Regions from separate parts of the Homo sapiens genome. Here region 2 is linked to region 1. Evidence: chromatin loops called from intact Hi-C (ENCODE). Cell type or tissue: ascending aorta. All regions are shown on one strand. Links, peaks and the distances in the headings refer to the core of each region. The heading gives the core; the rest is flanking DNA.

Region 1 (5,683 bases), core at 241-5,240:
AGGAACACTTTTACACTGTTGGTGGGACAGTAAACTAGTTCAACCATTGTGGAAGTCAGTGTGGCGATTCCTCAGGGATCTAGAACTAGAAATACCATTTGACCCAGCCATCCCATCACTGGGTATATACCCAAAGGACTATAAATCATGCTGCTATAATGACACATGCACACGTATGTTTATTGTGGCACTATTCACAATAGCAAAGACTTGGAACCAACCCAAATGTCCAACAATGATAGACTGGATTAAGAAAATGTGGCACATATACACCGTGGAATACTATGCAGCCACAAAAAAGGATGAGTTCATGTCCTTTGTAGGGACATGGATGAAATTGGAAATCATCATTCTCGGTAAACTATCGCAAGGACAAAAAACCAAACACTGCATGTTCTCACTCATAGATGGGAATTGAACAATGAGAACACATGGACACAGGAAGGGGAACATCACACTCTGAGGACTGTTGTGGGGTGGGGGGAGGGGGGAGGGATGGCATTAGGAGATATACCTAATGCTAAATGACGAGTTAATTGGGTGCAGCACACCAGCATGGCACATGTGTACATATGTAACTAACCTGCACATTGTGCACATGTACCCTAAAACTTAAAGTATAATAATAATAATAAAAAAGAAAAAAAATTGTTAAAGCGATTTTCTCAGGCAAAGTGCCCTGATTAACTGAATCTTCCCAACCAATGACCATGTATGCGACAAAGGACCTGGCGACTGAGCCTGTTGAAGGTCTGCTTCCCCAAGGTGTAAAGAAAGAGATTAGTTCCCCACCCCCTACTGCCTCATGGGCCTTCTCACGGCAACCATTGCTTACAAAAGGGTCTGATAATTTTATGTTTTAATGACCCCATTTCCAGCACCAAGTAGCCTGTGATTGCCCCCATTTTTCTCGGGTCATTTGCTTGGCTGCTGAGCTGACAAAGCTGCCGTAGGCCTTCAGTTTACATTCAGAATCACTGATGCGCCACAGCAGACAGCGTAGAGAATGGACTCAGCCTCATCTGAGCCCCAACATAGCTGCTGGGTGCTTGGGTCCCACAGCTGCTTTGTGAGTGAAGCCGTGCCTCAGTTTCCTCACCTGTAATATGAGGGTATTTATACCTACTGTCTTAGTTTGGGTTTCCTCTCTCCCAAGAGCAGAACCTGAGTGAAGACTTGGGAGCAGGTATATTATTTGGAAAGTGTATTAGTTTGAGAAGGCTGCTGGAACCGATGACCACAAACTGGGTGGCTTGAAATAACAGAAATGTATGTGTCAGAGTCCTGGAGGTCAGATGTCCAAACATCAAAGTGTTGGCAGAGCTATGCTCTTTCCGAAGGTCCCAGGGTAAAATCGTCCCCTGCCTCTTCCTCGGCACGCCTGGGCTTGGAGCGGCATCCCTCCGGTCTCTGCCTCCGTCGCCACGTGGCCTTCTCCGTGTCTCTGTGCGTCCCTTTCCCTCTCTTATGAGGACACTCTCATTGGATTGAGGGCTCACCCTAATCCAGTGTGATCTCATCTCCCCCCTTAATTACATCTGCAAAGATCCTGTTTCCAAATGAGGCTGTATTCTGAGGTTCTGGGTGGACGTGGAATTTTGGGGGAATGCAACTTAGCCCCAGCACAGGGCTCATGGCTCCTTTCAGGTCCTAATCCCGGACTTACCCCATGTTGACCTTTAAGACGGACTAACTTAATGGGTATGCGACTTGGACGTCCTAGGAAGGGTAAAGGGTGTGGCTGGCGCTCAGGGTTCCTTCCTCACCACTCACCCCGGCCGAAATGTCCACATAAATCATTTCCAAACGATTTGACTCCACCTTCAAGACTCAGTCCTCCCAGAAATAGGAAAGATCTTCAAGACAGCTGCGATTCTCAAGGCGATGAGGCACATGAGGATCTCTGGCTGGGGGAGGGGGCTTTACAAAGAACATCTGCCCAGGAATCCTGGGAAGGATTCAGGAAGGAGTGCTTTACCAATGAAATAATTTCCACAGTCAACTGCGGCCACTTCTGCCGAGGTTTTACAGACCTCAGGTGTGTAACTTCTGTTTTAAGCTGTGCTTAGCACTTCCCAGCAGCTCGTTGCCCCTAGTGCTTGTTTGGGGGGTGGGGGGGTGGTGTGAATGGAGAGAAGAGTAAGGTTACCAGGCTGCAGCTCCCTGAAAGGGCAAACAACCGGAATTTCACATTTCCTGGAATAAGCAGCCTGAAATGTGTGGCAGGGACAGCAAATCGAATTTGGCTCACTAGCTGAAATCCCCTGTCAGATACGTGTCTGGGCAGAGTGCTGGATTAGGGAAGATTCTGAGGCTCATCTGGGCCAAGTGGGCAGAGCTGTGATAGAGTCGCAACGTGCCACAGACATCCCCAGGGACTCCTCAGGGCATGTGCCACAAATGTGTCATCCCTGGTGAATAGCTTTTTTTAGGACAGCTTCCTAAATGTGTTGTTGCCAGACATAGGTGACAAATTTAAAACACACAAATAAACAAAGTCATAGAAATGAGCTGTTTCTATGCTATTACTCCTTTGCCATATTTCTAAAGACATCTGGTTACTCAATGTAAAACCTTGTGATTTTTGAATCATAAATTCTCAGTGGCAAGGCACTGGGTCTATTTATACTCTCTAGCTGAGTACGTGCCCGATATCAGTTGTGTAACCGGGATTACTGGGCCTGGGCCAAGCCTGAGCTAAGCTAGCTGGAGCTGGGGTGGGTGAGTAAGGAGAAATGGGGATGAGGGTGTTCTAGTTCCAGTTCTGCCCCAAAGGGCTGCTGTATCACCTTGGGTGGTTCATTCCAAGCTTTGGCATCTCAGCTTCCCCATCTCTAAAATGGGAATAATGATTCTACCCCATCCTGCGTCACAGGTTGGAGTGAGATTGTGTGAGGGGGTGTATGGAATGGAAGCATGGCCTTGGGCCGAGCCAGAGTTGTCCTTTAGAACTCATTCCTGCACACTCTGAGGGCAGTGCCATAAAAAATAAGAATGTTTGCATGAGGCGGGCATTGCCCAGGAAATCCAGCTCTGATTGTTAAAAAAGACATCTGGAAATCTCCAGGGCCTAATGGTTCTGAGGATGCCAAACAAGGAAACCAGCTAAAAAGTCAGCAATGTCCCCGGGATGGGGACAAGGAACTGCCTGCGGCCACGCCTGAGGGAGGGAGCAGCGGTTTCAGGATCTGAACTTTCACTTCCTTGACACCATCTGCAGCAGCCCAGGATGGCCCAGCCAAGGCCATCTGACCTCCTAGCCAAGCCCTGAAGGGGCCTGAGAAATCACTCAGTTAAATGTTTGCCCATTTGCTTGTTTGCTTGTTTTTGTTTTTGAGATGGAGTGCAGTGGCGTGATCTCGGTTCACTGCGACCTCCGCCTCCCGGGTTCAAGCGATTCTCCTGCCTCAGCCTCCCGAGTAGCTGGGATTACAGACGCCCGCCACCATGCCTGGCTAATTTTTTGTATTTTTAGTAGAGAGTTTCACCATGTTGGCCAGGCTAGTCTCGAACTCCTGACCTCAGGTGATCCACCCACCTCAGCCTCCCAAAGTGCTGGGATTACAGGAGTGAGCCACCACGCCTGGCCTTGTTTTGTTTTTAATGAGGAAGCAGAAGGAAAAGTCATTTTCGCCAGGATCCCAAAGCTAATTAGTAGCTGAAAGGGAACAAGGACTCCGCTTCCCAGATGCCAGGGATAAAAGAGTACACAGGGAGCCAGAGGGAGACCCCAGAAAGAACCCTCTTCTTCCCCAGCAAGAGCTGGGCTTGAGAGATGACAGGGATGTGTTATTGGTGGGTTCCTTCATAGCGAAAGGGGTTGTCACTTGAGCAGGAGGAAAAAACCTGTGAGATTTCTGTCTTTTAAATCTATTTAATCCAGTCAATAATGAAATCAGTAAGAATTCTTATGATAGTCAGAAGGGTTGGATGTTCCGGAGATCTAAGCTGTGCACGGGAGGCCACTGAATTTTCTGGTTAAAGGCTGCAGTAGATTAAGATCTATGGTATAGCAAGGGAGGGCAGTGGACAGTCTGCCCTGGTGCAGGCAATGACGGGGGACATTGTCTGCAGAGAATTTAACAACACTAATAAAACGATCTAAGCACGGCTCTACGTGTTGGCAATTCTATATAATGTTAGGGACACAGTACTCCTCCTCCAATCATCTTTTGTTGGTCTAAGTTCTAAACAGCTGTGGTTACTGTTGAGTTTAATAGTATAGCTTCCGCTTAAATTAGCACATTTTTACTGTTTATCCTTTAGTAAACATTGTATTCCACATGGAAGTTAATTTGGCTGTCAATTCACAAGCACTCCGCTACACGTGTCTGTTCCAAACAGTGGATGAGAAGTAGACAATGGGAGTGATTGTAGGCAGAGACAAGGAACTTGAATGACTTCAATTCTGTCATTCTCTGCAACCTCTGCAACCAGGCAAAAATATATTCAGACTGTCAGAATGCACCTTGAACAGGTACACCAAGCTTTTTAAAATCGTTCCTTGCAGATCAGCACGGAGAAATGTGGAGAGGGGGCTGTTACCTCCACCAGAAGAAAAGGTGATTGTCAGGGAGAAAATGGACAGTTACATAGAAAAGAGAATCAACAGTCAAAGAAGAAGTGTTGGATGAAATGATCCAAGGTGCCAGTCTTAAATTGCCAGAAGAAGTTTCAGAGGCAGTGTTTGGACACCTCAGTCAATTTTACCAGGAGCTGGACAGAACACAATGGTTTAAGTAAGTCCCTGCTTGCTGTCATTCAGCTGCTTTCCCTGATTTTTGCAGAAAACTTGAAAACCAAGTATAATAGAAACGTATAATACATTTCCCGGTGATGGTTTTCTTAGTGAAAAATGTTCAACTGTGGAGACATTTGAAAGCTGCTACAATAATCCATCCTGAAGAAACAAAGACTTGAAGTGTATTGCCATTTCCGGAATTTGTTGTGCAATGGAATCTGCAAATTTATCCTTATGTTTATGGCTTTTCTGAACTTCTTGTATGCTTTTGGCTACGGGGGAAACAAAACTTCAGAAATTAAGATGAGTCAAAAGTATCCCTCTGCCAACAGTGAGTGAAGCTAGAATAATAAACCTGGCTACATTGCATATTAAATGTGGCTCTGCAAGGAAAATCAACTTTGATTAAATCACTGACAAATTTGCAGAAGTCTCAGAACCAAAAACTATAATGTCCCATGCATTAGCAATATGTAGGTAAAAGTTCTTCCCCTTTTCTCAGAAAAAGACCAGAATTTAAAAGTATTTACTTTTTTTCCTTTTTTGGCAATGTAGTATTTATTTATCTGCCATGATTATATATGTGAAGTTTAATAAAAGAAAAACTGGGGCTGGGCGTAGTGGCTCACACCTGTAATCTCAGCACTGGAACGCCAAGGCAGGAGGATTGCTTGAGCCCAGGATTTTGATACCAGCCTGAGCAACGTAGTGAGACCCCATCTCCACCAAAAAAGGAAAAAAAACAGAGGCAGGCATGGTGGCAAAAAGTTTTTTTGAGACAGGGTCTTGCTCTGTTGCCCAGGCTGGAGTGCAGTGGCACGACCTGGCTCACTGCAACCTCCGCTTCCCAGGCTTAAGCGATTCTCCTGACTCCTGAGTAGCTGGGACTACAGGCACATGCCACCATACCCGGCTAATTTTTTTTTTTTTTTTTTTGTATTT
Region 2 (5,683 bases), core at 500-5,499, 1.5 Mb before region 1:
GGGCAGTGGGGGGAAGGTGTGGAGAAACTTCTAGGTTCCTCAGGTGACAGTACTGTTGAACAACTGGAAAGACCACTAGGCAGATGATGTATGAAAACACAAAAGGCTCTTCCCTTCCCATGGTAATTATTGTATTGGCTTTCAGTAGAATCAGGGGCATTACTTCTGCTGGACACACAGTGGTTGCGACATAGGATGGAATGGATGCAATAATGAGTGCTAGGTTGGCCCTTGAAATAAGTGACTTAATTCCTCCACCGTTTACAAGTATCGAAATTACTTGTTAGGTATTTAGGATGCTTTAAAGTATGACTCCCCCTTTTTCCTACTGAAGTAAAGAACTGGCAGAAATATTTCTGGTGGGATGGAATGTGGTCTGGGCAGGGAACACTGCAGGCTCCATGTCGCTGCACCTCCAGAATAGGGAACAAATTCAGAAAAGGCCACACTCTGAGAGCAAATGTAGCCATGGCCAAGTTAAAAAGGAAGGAGAAGGCTGCAGATCAAACTACTGAGCTGTCCCATTACCACGCGGAGGAGATAACATGAGAGCATGAAATGTTGCCCTCTCTAAGCCGCAACTTAATTGAATGCCATTCTGTCTCCGAGCATGGAAGGGCCTCTCAGATAGAAGATTAACAGAATTCCAAGGAGGAGCCATTTTCCAGGGATTTTCCAGCACGGTCCACAGGGGAGGAGGTCAGAGATTCAACATTAGTTTTAGAAATCAGTACTTCATGATCTGATAAGAAATGACAGAGTTGCATTGCTGGCCTGTAAACTCAGCAAACACATACAAACAGGCCTGTGGTATGCAGGTCACAGTGGCAACACCCTGGGAAGTCCCATCCCAGTCAATCTAAGCCTCGTTGTATAGTAATTCCAAATCAACAGAAATGAAACTGTCTCACCTTCAGTCTTCTCTGCCACCCAGTCATTTATATGCTTCCTGCACTCTTCAGTGTCTTCAGCAAAGGACAACTCCTCCAGCTCTGCCTGATAGAACTTCTGACAGTATTCTTTAAAGTCCTGCAAACACAAAACACTGAGTTTAGTCTCATTTGGTAAAGGTTCCCACAAATGCAAAAGCATTTTGTTTTCTCTTACTGCATTTCTACAATAAGTGCTTGGACAGGTCACACTCCACTTCAAGGTGCATGCGTGCAATTAACAAAAATGTATGGGCCACCTATTCTTGCCTGGTACTGGGCAAGGTGCTTGGCTTGAGGAGGTCCACAGCCTGAGAAGAGGCAGCTGAGACACCCAGACACTTACAGGACATCATGAGCTGCCACTATCCACAAAACATCACAGGAGCATCCTTGTCAAACGCTCTCCACTGACTTTAATATTGCTTCCCTCACTAGGCAGTCTAACACACTTTTACTCATTTTGCATCACCAGCACCAACTACAGTATTGTGGTTTTGGTTAAACGAGAGGCTTTATAAGGGAACTAGATTGTTAAGAAATCGTGTTGAACTGCAAAGAAGGAAATAGCATTTTAGATCTGGGTCATATGGTTGGTTGGAAGAATACAGAGCAAGGAAGGCCCCATGGGAATGGAGCGTGATAGGCCTGGATCATAGGGTGTGTGTGCAACTGGGTTCATACGTGTGCATGCGTGTGAACATCTGTGTGCATGAGTGCACATGTGTACATGTGAGTGCTTGGGCACCTGCATGTGTGTGGATTGCATGCATGTTTGTGTGTGTGTGTACATGTGTATGTGTGTTTGTGTGTATCAGGGAGGGGATTAAGGGAAACAGTGGCAGGGGAAGAGCCTTGAAATGTAAGTTGGGGTCCAATCAGAAAAGTCCTGTACCCAACACATTAAAACCCAGATAACTTACCTCACAAAAACCTGGCTTTGGATATAATAGGCCTGGAAACTGGCTCCCAGCCTCTGTCCATTCCCTGTTCTCAAATATTTTAATTTCAGCCAAAGAAAGAGGATATAGAGGGAAGGAGGAGCCAAGCCACCAGGAAAAGTAGAGGTTGGCTCCCTGTGTCCCAAGTATTACAACAGTAGTAGATCAGGCTGATGTTCAAAAATGAAATGGATTCATCAGGAGATTCCTGGGATCCAGAGTCACCTTCTGAGGTAGATAAACCCAGAGCAGGCAAATTCCGGGAACAGCACCCAGCAGCTACCAGGACAGGGATGTATTTGAGCCTTAGAGGAGTCCTCTCAGAACCTCCAGCCAATAGGATGGCCAAGCTTGCTGCAATCAGTTCACTAATTTTAAGACAACATCACCCTGCATATCAGGTGGCATGATTTTTGAACCTCACTGATTGCATTATGCCAGGCTGGACTAGGGAACCTTGGAATTATATGCTGAAGTAAATAGAAACTGCTTAGATTTAAAACCTCAATTTTATGAACAGATTTTCATTTTAGAAAGACGATTGTGTCAGTTGTAGGTGCAATTCAGAAGAGGGCGGGCAAATTTAAGAGAATTTGAGAGGCTACCTCAGCAGGAGGCAGCCGAATAACCACACTTGGGACTGGGGAGGAGCTCTGTACAGCGTGTTGAATGATGTGGTCACTCAGGGACAGGGAATTAAGGGGGAGAAGCAGGGCTGCGTGCAGGAGAATTGACATATTGGGATTGATAACAGGGATGGGTGTATCAGTAACAATTTACAAAGGACGTAATTCAGAAGTCATCATAAAATCTAAAATTGTAATTTCAGAAGTGTAATTCCAAGCACGTTTTAAGTCAGTACAGTTATACTTTATTATCTGCTCTTCTGTAGTCTAACTTACTTTCAATTTCTTTGTCATCAATATGTGAATACTACTTACTGGAAGGAAATCACACGTCTTTTCTCCAAAGAGTCTGTTGGCAGTTCTAAGCAAGTACTGAGTGCCAGTTCTGTTAACTTCACTGAGAAGTGACTGGAAACCTCGGTGAATATCTCCGTCTTTGTATAAACAAAGTGCCTGGGAACAGAAACCAACACTGACTTTTAACGCTGCCATTATACTCTCCCAAAGAGCTTTCTCCAAACAAACCTCTGTACTAAAAAAACCACACAGGATCCTACTTTAAAAAGGTTTGGCCTAATTGTCTAGCACAGGGTTTCTCAACGTGGGCAATGCAGCATTGACATTTGGGGCCAGGACACTTCCTTGTCTCATATAAGCATTGTAGGATTTTTGCAGCACTTCTGGCTTCCATCCACTAGATGTCAGTAGCACCTCTCAGTTATGGGATCTAAAACTCCAGGTCTTCGCAAGGGTCCCCAGGAAGGAAAAATTCACCCACCGACCCCTACCTCCCACCCACCAGGTGAGAACCACTAGTCTAGCAAATTTATTCATGCCAGCAAGGCAGTGTGCGATAATTCAGGGGGAAGGCAGAACAGAAAAAAGTAAGTAACTGGGATGAATTACAACTCGGGTAATACAAACAAAAGCAGCAATAAAACTAAAAATGTTTCATCTGCAATTTTACAGAAGTTCTCCAGACCATATTATAAATTAAATGTCAAGTCAGAGTGAGAATTAAGGTTATTCCTATATCTCTCGATCACCCCCAGTCCAAAGCCTCACTCCTCCAATCAGTTGAAAGAAACAACCACAGAAGGATGTCAACTGGGGTCCCTGGGTGCATTTTAGGAGACTGTCTATACACTCCTGATATTGGTGGCAAAATGATATCCATTTGGCAATTATCTGGGACATCTTCACCAATAGTCAGAGAACTGTTCCTAAAGCATTATCCCACACCTCGTTTGTAGATAAGGTCATACATCACCATTTTGAATCAAACAGATTATATATTCCTCAAATCACTCCAGAAGATATAAGTCCACACTTGTGTTACATTCCTCTTCTAGGATGCATAATCATGCACTAAAATAACCCACTTAACAAAAAGTTAATCTACGCACCCACATGTCTATTAAAAATATAATGTTAGCAAAAGTTTAAAATGTAACAAAATTGGAATATTTTGCTTTCTTGTGGGACAGAATTATACTTTATCCTACTTATCAAAGATGTGAATTTGCCAGACTGTATTGATGATCTGATCTAGAGAAAATAACTCTATGGCTTGACTTCTCCCATAAACATCAGAGGAGATGATCTGTCCAACACATTTCACCTTTCTACCCCTTTCTGCTCTTCTCCACTGCCGAGCTGCTCCTCCTTCTACCTCCAGCTCCACAGGCCTCAGCTAGAGCAAAAGTACAGAAAGACAGCTGTATGGAAGCACAAGGGAAACACACTGTTCTCCTTCCTTTGTGACAAGCACACATACCTGGGACATCTGGGCTGCAGTGCTTCCCTTTGCCCCCATGAAGACCATGGCCAGGGCAGAGGAGATGCTCATGGGAGAGAAGAATACGTTTCTTGAGTTGTCCTCTTCCCCCAATATTTTAAATAAGCTGATGGCAAAAGTGCCATTTGCTTCACAGAGGTCATCCATCAGAGAAGGTCTGCATCAAAGGCACAGCAGGGAAAAGCACATAAGCCAATGACTCCGGTAGCCACGCAGTCATTCATCCCCCAGTCAGTGGACGCTGAGGTGGTAGGTGGAAGAACCACCCTCCAAAGACTTCCACTCCTAATTCCCAAAACCTGTGACTACATGATCTGCCCTGGCAATAAGGACTTTGCAAATGGTATTCAGTTAAGTATTTTGAGATCTGAGATTATCCTGAGTTATCCCAGTGGGCTTAATGGAATCACGAGCGTCCTTAAAAGAGAGAGGCAGGAGGGGCAGAGTCAGAGACAGAGACATGAGGACGGAAGCAGAGGTCAGAGGGATAGGGGCCACTGATGAAGGAATGCAACCTCCTCGAGAAGCCAGAAAAGGCAAGGAACAGATTTTCTTCTAGAGACTCCAGAAAATAACATTGCTATGCTGTACCATTTTGGACTTAGGACTTCCAGAACCATAAGATAATAAATGTGTGTCATTTTTCAGCCACTAAATTTGTGGTAAAGTGTTATCACACCAATAGGAAACAAAAACACTGGTTTATTCATAAAATAGCCAATCTCAGGGCCTATGACTTGTATCCCTCTTAGCAACAGGGGCACAGACACCCTGCAACACCTGCTTACTTCCTCCCTTGGTATAGCAGCAGCCAAAAGGTCTTTGTGCGGACGGGTGTGGTGCCTCACACCTGTAATCCCAGCACTTTGGAAAGCCAAGGCAGGCAGATCACTTGAGGTCAGCAGTTCGAGACCAGCCTGGCCAACAAGGTGAAACCCCATCTCTATTGAAAATTCAAAAATTATCCAGGCATGGTGGCGGGCACCTGTAATCCCAGCTACTTGGAAGGCTGAGGCAGGAGAATCACTTGAGCCCCAGGAGGTGGAGGCTGCAGAGAGCCGAGATCACGCCACTGCACTCCAGCCTGGGCAACAGAGTGAGACTCCATCTCAGGAAAAAAAAAAAAAGATCTTGGTGCCAGGCACTGTTTTCAGCACTTTCCATTATCACCCAATAACACATTGAGGTCAGTATAGTTATTGCCCCACTTTAGAGATGAGAAGACTGAGTGAGGTTTAGTAACTCATTCCAGAACCCTCAGGTAGTCATAAACGCCTGGCACCCACAGTTTGATTCCAGAGCCTGAATTCTTAATCATTACACAAAATCCCCCTATTGCTGCTAATTATCTTTCAGTTTAATGTCTCCAATATAATCTATAAAGAATGT

The links. Peaks named below come from ENCODE experiments on the same cell type or tissue, not always from the same donor. Only the 100,000 strongest peaks of a DNase experiment are listed, where the experiment ranks them.
Region 2: a loop joins it to region 1, with 4 times the contacts of the local background. A loop is called at or near these places in 3 of 110 quality-filtered maps.

Annotation. Positions count from the first base shown.
Region 1 is chr18:62,434,284-62,439,966 of GRCh38, reverse strand. No RefSeq gene overlaps it. Among named protein-coding and RNA genes, the nearest start is that of ZCCHC2, 86 kb to the left of the region's middle. In ascending aorta, for the core only: no CTCF peak of the experiment used is centred there; DNase peaks (open chromatin) are centred at 1,826, 2,336, 2,676, 3,056 and 1 weaker place; H3K4me3 peaks cover 1,496 bases; H3K27ac peaks cover 4,037 bases.
Region 2 is chr18:63,977,067-63,982,749 of GRCh38, reverse strand. SERPINB8 (serpin family B member 8) reads right to left here. Exons shown (of 7, transcript NM_002640.4): 2 at 4,274-4,451; 3 at 2,812-2,949; 4 at 912-1,029. The coding sequence starts at 4,441. Among named protein-coding and RNA genes, the nearest start is that of SERPINB8, 9.8 kb to the right of the region's middle. In ascending aorta, for the core only: a CTCF peak has its summit at 3,193 (motif pointing right); a DNase peak (open chromatin) is centred at 3,179; H3K4me3 peaks cover 1,150 bases; H3K27ac peaks cover 838 bases.